Regions from separate parts of the Homo sapiens genome. Here regions 2 and 3 are each linked to region 1. A link is a contact called in ENCODE Hi-C or POLR2A ChIA-PET data. All regions are on one chromosome and are shown on one strand. Each heading gives the region's core, a stretch centred on a gene start or an enhancer-like site at or near the end of the contact. The rest is flanking DNA. Distances are from core to core; before and after follow the strand shown. Region 1 has its middle 67 kb from the start of URB2. Region 2 overlaps GALNT2 (polypeptide N-acetylgalactosaminyltransferase 2). Region 3 overlaps GALNT2 (polypeptide N-acetylgalactosaminyltransferase 2).

Region 1 (3,014 bases), core at 135-2,634:
TCTGGCCTGCCTTTGACCTTCATGGGAAAACCTAAAGTGTTCTGTCTCCATAGAGCTAGATGTTCATCAAATCCAATTACCTCTCCCAGCTGCACCGCTCACCAGGAGGCAGGGCTCTGCTGGGGACAAAGAGAGGCAGAGGAAGCAGACTGTCCCCAGCCCCGCTTCCTGCTGCAAATTAAGCCAGGCATCGACTGTGCCGACTCACCACCTGGCTGCTGCCACAACAGCAGCTGCAGCCTGTTAGCACTGAAGAGTTTCTCTCCCAACTATTCCCATTAGTGTGGCCAGCGAGGGGGAGGATGAGTAAGTGTCTGTGCTCAGCTTGGGGCTCTGGCTCCTGCTGTCTCTTCACTGGGCTCTGACCTCCAGGGGCTGGGCGGGACATCCAAGCGTCAGAAGCCAACATAGGCCTGCTGACTCCCAGAGTTCGGCGCCTAACTTGGAGACAGGGCAGCAGAAGAGATTCTCAGCCCTGGCTGCCAAGCATTGCTCAAGAAGCTTCAGATTCAGAGAGACTGGGTAAGGCGGCCCCTCTGGGTCTGTAAAGCACCACTGTGATTCCAAAGCACAGCCAGGGTCAGCACTTCACCGATCTGTATTCACCAGCTGTCCTGCACATGTGTCTTTGATAGGACATGTGGGAAAGACATTAGGCCCTTCCAGCTCCCAGTAACTAAATATAGTCCTTCACATATCTCAGGGTAAGGCACTCTGTACCTTTTCAAACTGCTTTCATATACCTTGTCTCATTTGAGCCTGTGAGCAAGGGGAGGAGGCCGCTGAAACCCCAAGGTGCACTGAACGCCCCTGATGCCTTTAATCACGCAGCCAATTAGAGGCAAGGTTGGAACTATGCACCTTGTCTCCCTGGCTCGTGGTCTGATATTTCTCATGGCTATCATGTAGCCAGGCAAAGATCCTATTAGTATGGTTATGCTTTCAATTATTCAATACTTCTGTGTTACAATACACTGCTTATGTGGAACTGCTTGTAAGTGGCCATCATTGACTTCACCGATGAATCTGCTCCCCCTGTGTTGGAGAAAGTACCGAGTCATTGCCTCTAACCCCTAGCAAATGTAAAATACCTTTGCAATAGCTGGAAAAAGAAAATCACTGATGCCGACAGAATCTCCTTCATTCTCATAGACTAGGTAACAAAAGGGGAAGAAATCATGTCAGCTGAAAGATCTGGGGAGAAATCGATTTGGGACTGCTAGAATCACAGGAAGTTTTTGTTGAAGGATCAGAAACCCACGCAAGCCAGCTCAAGCAAAAGGTTTATTGTACAAGACACAGAGCGATGTAACAGAACCCAGCTGTAGGAAGTGCAGCTGGGTCTCCAGGGAACCAGAGAATGAATGGCAACCGTTTCTCAAGCCACATCATCTCTCATCTTGGCTTCTCTCTGTACACCTGCTCCCATATCCTCCCTATGGGCTGGCTTCCCCTTGCTGTTCAGGGTTTCTGCTCCTTCACAACTTCAGTTTGCTTATTGCTTTGTCTAAGTAAGCCTCACCATGAAACTTGACTCTACATAACTGTACTTGGAACCTATAGCTAATCAAGTCAGTCCCCGGAACTGGAAGCATCCCTATTCCAGATCCTCAGGGAGAGGATCTGACTGTTTGGCTGGGCTGGCAGGGCCCACCCCACTGTCCACTCATCTGATTCCAGGAAGGATTGAGTCTCATGGGATGCTGCCTAGATCTAAGCTGGCAATGGGGATGACAGGTAAAGAGACCAGTCACTTAGAACTGAGCCAAGACAAACTCAGATGACTCTATCCCAGGAAGAAAGGCAAAGCCTCCCTTCTGAAAGCCATTCAACAAGCAGGTCATTGAAGTGTGTTGGAACACAGGTTAGAATAATAAATAATAGGCTGGGTGTGGCGGCTCACGCCTGTAATCCCAGCACTTTGGGAGGCCAAGGTGGGTGGATCACCTGAGGTCAGGAGTTCAAGACCAGCCTGGCCAACATGGCGAAACCCTGTCTCTACTAAAAATTTAAAAATTAGCTGGGCATGGTGGTGCATGCCTGTAGTCCCAGCTACTTGGGAGGCTGAGACATGAGAATTGCTTGAACCTGGGAGGCAGAGGTTGCAGTGAGCCAAGATCGCACCACTGCACTCCAGCCTGGGTGACAGAGCGAGACTCCGTCTGAAACAAACAAACAAAAAAGAATGATAATAATGTGTGAAAAACCAGGACGCACAATCTACGGGACCACATTCTCACTGAGGAAGTGGTTTTCTAGAGCAGTGACTATATAATCCTTTTAGTAGGTGAATCAGTCAAGCAGGTCAAAATACCTCATTTCCCAACAAACCTTACAAGAAAAAAAGCCCTGCCAGATTAAACAAGAATATGAGTCTCTTCTAGACGAGATTCTGAAAACCCAGATAAGTAAGAAAAACACTGGACCAGGACTCCGAAATCCCGAGTTTTCATTCAGGCTTTGTTATGAATTTTTCATCTGGTGGCCCTTCCTTCTTCATTTAGCTAACTTCTCATCAAGACTCAGCTCCCAGGGCTGAGGCCGGTGACTTACTCCTGTCATTCCAGCACTTTGGGAGGTCAAGATAAAAGGATTTCTTGAGGCCAGGAGTTTGAGACCAGCCTGGGCAATATAGTGAGACCCTCTGTCGGCAGAAAATTTTAAAAATTATCCAGGTGTGGTGGTGCATGCCTGTATTCCTAGCTACTCAGGACACTAAGGCAGAAGGATCGCTTGAGCCCAGGAGTTGGAGGTTACAGTGAGCTGTGATGGCACCACTGCATCTAGCCTGGGCAACAGAGTAAGACCTTGTCTCAAACAAACAAACAAAAATGCTCAGTTCCAGGAAGTTCCTGCTCTGTGCTCCCACAGGACCATCTACATGCCTCCATCATGGCAGCTCCCCATTGTCCTAAAATTGTTTGCCTACCGTCTGTTCTCTCACTGGAAGTACATTCCTCTAGCATGGATCCTCTATGTCCTCAGTTATACCCCCATGTGTTCTGCCGTACTTG
Region 2 (3,014 bases), core at 179-2,678, 430 kb before region 1:
AAACCAGGTGTTTTCACATTTTTAGAGTCCCCTGACAGTGTGGTTCGGGGGTTTGGTTTCTGTATCACATCTGCTAAGTGTGCAGGTCATTTTCAAAACCACGCATGCTGAGAGACTAGCAAACAAAGGCAATGATCATGAGGTTAAAGTAGACAAAAGAAGGCAATTAAAACATTTCCACTACCCATCATATAGGAGAAGAACATAAGTACACCTGTTGCCTTCTAAATAAAATATATATTTTTCCTTTCCATAATCGTAGAAAGTAAAAAAGACTTAAGAAATGAAGTCAAGGTCTATTTCCACAAAGGCTCAAGCAAGACAATACCAAATGGGTACAAAATGAAAGACAACTGAAAATCAAAGGTGGAGTCGGCTCTCAGAGGTCTCCAAAGCTCGGTGTCTAAACTTAGCTGTGCGGGCAACACACACACAGACATACACAACCAGTATACGTCAGTTATTTTCGAACCCTGGAACTCACACAAAGACATGACCAACCTGCATGTGCCCCTCTTCAAAGTAGTCCCCTGGGGAGACCCTTGGTATTCCCATGATGCTGTCATCATTCAAAATATTTCTGGAACTCCCCTAACGGGTTGGCCCCCAGAGACAACAGCATAATGTTCATCCTCTAAAGCACATTTGTTTTTTGGAAACAGCTAACAACCACTTGGAGCCAAGCGTCACGAATAAGGCAGGTGATCAAGCTTGGAAATTTTGTTCTTGGTCAGAAACTCACAGTGGGCACCAAATGGCAAGTATAATTTCTCCTAAGGCTCATAGACTAGCTGTGACCACGATGCCAAAAGCAGAGGTTCAACAATGTTCTGAACGCTGAAAATAAGTGTGAAGTCTCCTAAACAGCATGCTTGAAACTCGCCACTTTGAATACACTTGTTCTGATTAGACTATTACAACCAGCCTTGTGTCTTTATAACAATGTCTTGATAAATCACTACTGCACATCCCCAACTCAATGTAGCCCCAAGCAAGTTATTAATAACAAGGGGATGCGGGACACTTCAACTGCCAATCAAGAGACGACAGGCCACAACCCTGCACAGAGATGTCTGCATTCCACAGGCAGATGTCAACGCCCAGGAGTACGTGCAGACATAAATATGCACTATACGCGTGTGCAGAGATCTATATATACACCACAGATTCACAGCTCATCCCAAATCATCCTTAGTGGGCTTATCCTAAATATAGATAATAAATTCATGTTAATAATAGCTGAGACCTTTAAAATGCTCTGAAGGAAAACACACACACACGGATGAACACACACACACACGTATGTACATGCACACACACACACACACAGAGCCACCCTTATGCATTCCTGCACGCTGATCCACTGTGGTTTTCTGGTTTCCTTATCCCTGGGGGGAAAATTTTGTCAAAAAGATACACCCAAGAAATGTAAGCTAAACACTGACAGAGGCCTTCCCTGGAACACTTGTCCCAACATGCTATGATTTGAAAAGATGAGGGGGTCACTGAGAGACCAGGTCGAGGGAGAGAGAGGAGCAGCGGAGCAGCCACTGATTTGGAGGCCTCAGGGCTTGGGATTTATTTAACAGATTTTCTGAACCTCAATCTCATGGAGAATGAATTCTTTCAAGGGAAAGCGATATCTTTTCTTTTCTAACCAACTACAAAAGAACTGGTCCACTAGCCAAATATAATCAAGTTTGGTTTGGTTATATAGTTTGCCAAATATAACCAAGGAAAGCACCAGCTGTCTGTCTACCCATGCTTGCGGGGCAAAGGTTTATGAGGAAAATGGCATTATCCCAGTTCCTGGCAAACAACCTGTTCATAATGTACAGCACCGCTCAGGAGGAAGGGTGAACACTGGATTCAAATTCTAAACCCACAGTCCCAGCTAGTCGGGAGGCTGAGGCTTGAATGGTTGAGCCCAAGAGTTCAAGGCTAGCCTGGGCAACAGAGTAAGACCCTGTCCCTTGAAAAAAAAAAAAAAAAAAAGCATAACAGTATTTAAATAAACTACAAAGGGAAATATAAATTTATATATCAAAAAATAAACGTTATAAGATAAATAAATACATTCTAAATCCCTCCTCCCCTCTTCTAGCTGTGTGACCTCGAGCAAGTTACTGATGCTCCCAATGTCCCAATGTCCCCTTTTTGGGATCTATGCAAAGTGGGGTATGCAAAAGCACTCATCCTCCTGGGGCTGCTGAAGGGACTGACTCCGTGGGCATGGAAAGTTCCCAGCACAGTCCCTGAGTTACAGTCAGCTATTATTGCTTATGATGATGGCAACCTACTAAAGGCAGACACTGATGTTCTCCTCGGCAAAAACAAAGCCTTGTGAAATGGACATCCGCCTAATTCTCCCCTCAAACCTTGCCTTGAGTATTCTGGAATGGTGGTAGGGTTCTCCTCCTCAAAGAAGTAACCCATCAGAAACCTGGCAGGGACAAAGAAGAGGGGAGTGAGGGAATGCAACCAGGATGGAGACAGAAACAAAAAGAGAAGGGAAAAATCAAGAAGGCAAACAGGGGAGGGCAGGAAAGCCAACAGAGTTGTCTGTTCACGCACAAAAGCCTGCTGGTGCTTCCTCCAGTGCAGGGAGCCTGCCCCACCGCCCGCCACGGGACTAAGACAGCGCCTCCTCAGGTGTGGTCCAGGGACCCATACAAAGCCTTCACAACCCCACAGGCATGTGCCAGCACACAGCAGGCAGGTGCAGCACCATGGCTCTTGCAGAAAAGAGGAAAGAGCTGGAAGTGACCTCCAGATCCCAGGGAATGTCAACAAGGAAGTGGCTCTATGCCATTTGGACACTGGCTGGAGATCATTGCGTTAAACATCCTCCCTTCAGAGGAGCATCAGGAAAGGGTACGTGGCCAGCAGGATGCAGTACCAGGGAGAACCACTTGGTGCGTACCATTCTAAGACATGTTTTCAATAAATCCGGAGAAAGATTAGGAGTCCTAAACCACAGTTAACCAATTTCTGGCCTAGTGTTTACATCAAAG
Region 3 (3,014 bases), core at 300-2,799, 410 kb before region 1:
TTTCAGCACACTGCCGGAACTCAGAGCCTCAGGTGTTTAGGTATTCATTCCAGGCCAGGAGGAGGCATGGCTCCTGGAAGCAGGCACTAAGCCTGTCATCTCCATTCAGTATCGTTTCTCAGATTCTCAGACTGAAATCTTTAGGCAATTGCATGCCATCCTCCATGGGCACAGTCACCCTTATACAGAGAGATCAACTTGCTGCTCAGAGATACACAGCTGATCAGGGAATACAAAACTTTGCTATCACTCCGAAGTCCAGGAAACAGAGCGGACAATGCCTGGAAATTCTGCACTGCACGGCCATGAGCAAAAAGAGTTGGCATACCCTCATGCACTGTGTCACCAAGTGGTTAATATGCAACTATTGCACAAGACCTGCTTCTAAGAAGTCAAGTCCGAAGACCGGACTAAAGAAATGAATCATCTTTACCGAATTACTACAATCACTATGGAGGCCCAGAAATGTTGAGTAAAGGTGAGTGGGAAGAGGCTGGAGAGATGAAAGTGTGCATGCTGACTGGCAGATACAGCGCTGGATCTGGCATCAGACAGGACTGGTCTGTCCCCACCACTTCCTAGTTGTCCATCTTGAACAAGTCTTTTGACTTCTCTCTGGGTGCCTGTGCCCCAGTTTGTATAATGGATATAATCATGCTTATGAGCCAACAGGACATGAACCTTGATGGAGAATGCAAACACAGGTGCTCACGTTCTCTGAAGCCCCACAGTGAGACAGCACCGACAGACGCCCTCACTTTCGAATGCTGACATTTATGCAACTCCCACCTCATCCGTGCTGACCACTGCGAGGAAGAAGGTGGGACACAGAGACTCTATGTTCCCACAGGAGCTTACACAAGAGCAACACGGTTCACTGAACCGCAGGGACCATCAACTCTAGGGAGCACCATTAATTTTGTGTGCCACTCAGGAAGAAAAACACGATCAATGAAACCCTGAAACACCATCCATGGAAGATGCATCCTGATTTCAGACATGTTAAAACATGAGAGGCGGGGGAAATGTGCATTGTAGAATCAATGATATGGTGCGACAAGAGCCCCCAGTGGGCCCCAGAGCTCGGCTCTGGTCCTGACCAAACAATGTCTAAAACCAGCTTGAGTCCACAGAGCAGTGGGTGTTCAGTTTGGCTGCTCTTCAATAACCCTGGGAACCTGTTTGCATTTCAGACTCCCTGTCCCTCCTGGAGAATGATTCAGTTGCTCTGAAAGGAGGTCTGAGCACCTCTCTAACACATCCTGTCTGTGCCAGCTGGGAAAAGGAAGGCTGGCTAAATAGCAGAATGGATCTAACAGCACAGCAGCTTCCCTTCCACACCCCCAGCCTCTGGCATCAGTACGCTCCTTACAGGAAGGGCCCCAAACAGAGCCGAAGGTGTGGTCTGAATCCACAGCGCCACTGTGGCCCTCCTGCCTACATTCCATTTCTGCTGTTTCTCTGACACTTTCCCCCACTCTGATTCATTTTCCGAGTATGCAGTTGCAAAACCTACGCTTAGAACGGGGGGACTGCAAGCGTCCTGTGTGGCATTTCCCTAAGTCAGCTGTGACTCAGCCTGGCAAGGGCCCAGGTGCCTTCAGAGTGGCTTCCTGCAAAGACCAGTAATGACGGGCCAGCCGCTGCACTCAGGCACATGAGCCAGCACCTCTGCGACTGAGATCCAGGGAAGGAACGGGATCGCCCTCCTACCTCCCAGCACTGCAAATGTCATTTACATTTTGAAGCCACTGGGGACATGGGTGGAACTCTGTGAGCTGGTGAATTACGCATTCCAGGATTTCTGAAGCCTATTAAGAAAGGAGAGCCAGGGTGGGCGGCCATCACGAAGCAGCTCCAACCACCTGTTTCCCTCCTCCCGCATTTCCCCCACCCAGCACATCACATTTATTTTATGACTCGGTGCATCCAACAAGGCACGGCTTTTAAAGCTTCCCATTTCTGATGCTACAGAGCCAGGAAACCAGGAATCAAGATTATCAGGCTAAAATACAGCCGCCTCTCTTTGAGGCCCACCAGCTGGTTCTGAGAACCTACTGCACCACCATGGAAAAGGGATTCCCTAGCCTTCTCTACCCAAATACCCCAGAAGATAAGATTTCAGCTTTTTAAGATAGTGGTTCCATTAACCTTTGGAGAAAGGAGGAGAGACCCTGTTCGGGGAGCTCTATGCCAAATAAAGACAGAGCCAACCTCCCTGCCTCCCTCGGCCCCCCACCACCCCAGAACCTACTGACCCTTGCAGAGCCAGCCTGCTGACTCCTTTGGAGAGAACCATAAGAGAAGCTTCAGGACGCTCAGGAGTTAGAGGGAAAATGAAGCCATTTACCAAACAGAAGCACATGACTGCCTCGCACTCAGTAAGCACAAGCTGAATCAATTAGTTAATTAAACCTGATACGGGGCTCTGTGGGGTTAAGATCTTACACCCTGAGTAAGGAACACTGCTGAAGAAGGAAACAGTCGCTCTGGGAGATGCTGCTACCAAAATCAGTGGAAGGTCAGGTAGGAGCAGCTCTCACGGAGTAAATGACTAGGAGAAGGGGAGGAATGAATAACAATCCATTACCTAATAAGGGGTTTGTCTAAACCAGCTAACTTGTTTCAGAATTGAGGCCAAAATCAGGGTTAGCTGCAACAGTGCCTACATGATAATTATGTGCTTTTTTTTTTTCCTTTTGGCTTTGTGTGTGTGGTTTTGGAGGGATGGGTTCTTTCATTTTCTGTTTTTGTGTGCCACCTACTTGTCTCCTTAGAACCACAGACAAAATCCTGCAAGAATCTCTTTCCTGGGAGCAGAACTCATGCCCTGGTGAGCCCCACAGACACAGACTGCCTCTGCAGCCTGGTGGCATCTGCCCCAGAACCAACCAGAAAAAAAGGTGACTTACATTTCTTTCCAACCACCAAGGCTGAAGATGGAAATCTGTTCACAGTTGCAGATGTTGGCTGGGGAGAAAAGGGGGGCTGCTGCAGGAAGGCATCTGGGTGCT

Evidence for each region. Hi-C counts contacts between places; a loop is a spot of excess contacts on that map. ChIA-PET counts read pairs that join two places held with the same protein, here RNA polymerase II (POLR2A). Pooled maps may share reads with other maps.
Region 2: a map of OCI-LY7 shows a loop between it and region 1 (3-fold over the local background). The contact joins two enhancer-like sites. A Hi-C loop is called at or near these places in 1 of 168 maps with a recorded cell type or tissue (OCI-LY7), 6 of 37 single-sample maps with no recorded cell type and 8 of 50 pooled maps. POLR2A ChIA-PET finds 5 or more read pairs at or near these places in 2 of 52 experiments (OCI-LY7 and naive thymus-derived CD4-positive, alpha-beta T cell).
Region 3: a pooled map shows a loop between it and region 1 (3-fold over the local background). The contact joins two enhancer-like sites. A Hi-C loop is called at or near these places in 4 of 37 single-sample maps with no recorded cell type and 7 of 50 pooled maps. POLR2A ChIA-PET finds 5 or more read pairs at or near these places in 1 of 52 experiments (B cell).

What each region holds. Positions count from the first base shown.
Region 1 is chr1:229,691,706-229,694,719 of GRCh38, reverse strand. No RefSeq gene overlaps it. Among named protein-coding and RNA genes, the nearest start is that of URB2, 67 kb to the right of the region's middle. Within about 2 kb of position 1,384, at least 13 of the 41 ENCODE cell types and tissues checked have a DNase peak (open chromatin) inside an H3K27ac peak, as active enhancers do; they include OCI-LY7, where a contact is called at or near this core.
Region 2 is chr1:230,120,930-230,123,943 of GRCh38, reverse strand. All of the region lies in intron 1 of GALNT2 (polypeptide N-acetylgalactosaminyltransferase 2), which reads right to left. Among named protein-coding and RNA genes, the nearest start is that of GALNT2, 55 kb to the right of the region's middle. RefSeq lists enhancers at 464-673, 684-813. Within about 2 kb of position 1,428, at least 9 of the 41 ENCODE cell types and tissues checked have a DNase peak (open chromatin) inside an H3K27ac peak, as active enhancers do; they include OCI-LY7, where a contact is called at or near this core.
Region 3 is chr1:230,103,411-230,106,424 of GRCh38, reverse strand. All of the region lies in intron 1 of GALNT2 (polypeptide N-acetylgalactosaminyltransferase 2), which reads right to left. Among named protein-coding and RNA genes, the nearest start is that of GALNT2, 38 kb to the right of the region's middle. RefSeq lists enhancers at 670-739, 706-1,427, 799-1,998. Within about 2 kb of position 1,549, at least 29 of the 41 ENCODE cell types and tissues checked have a DNase peak (open chromatin) inside an H3K27ac peak, as active enhancers do.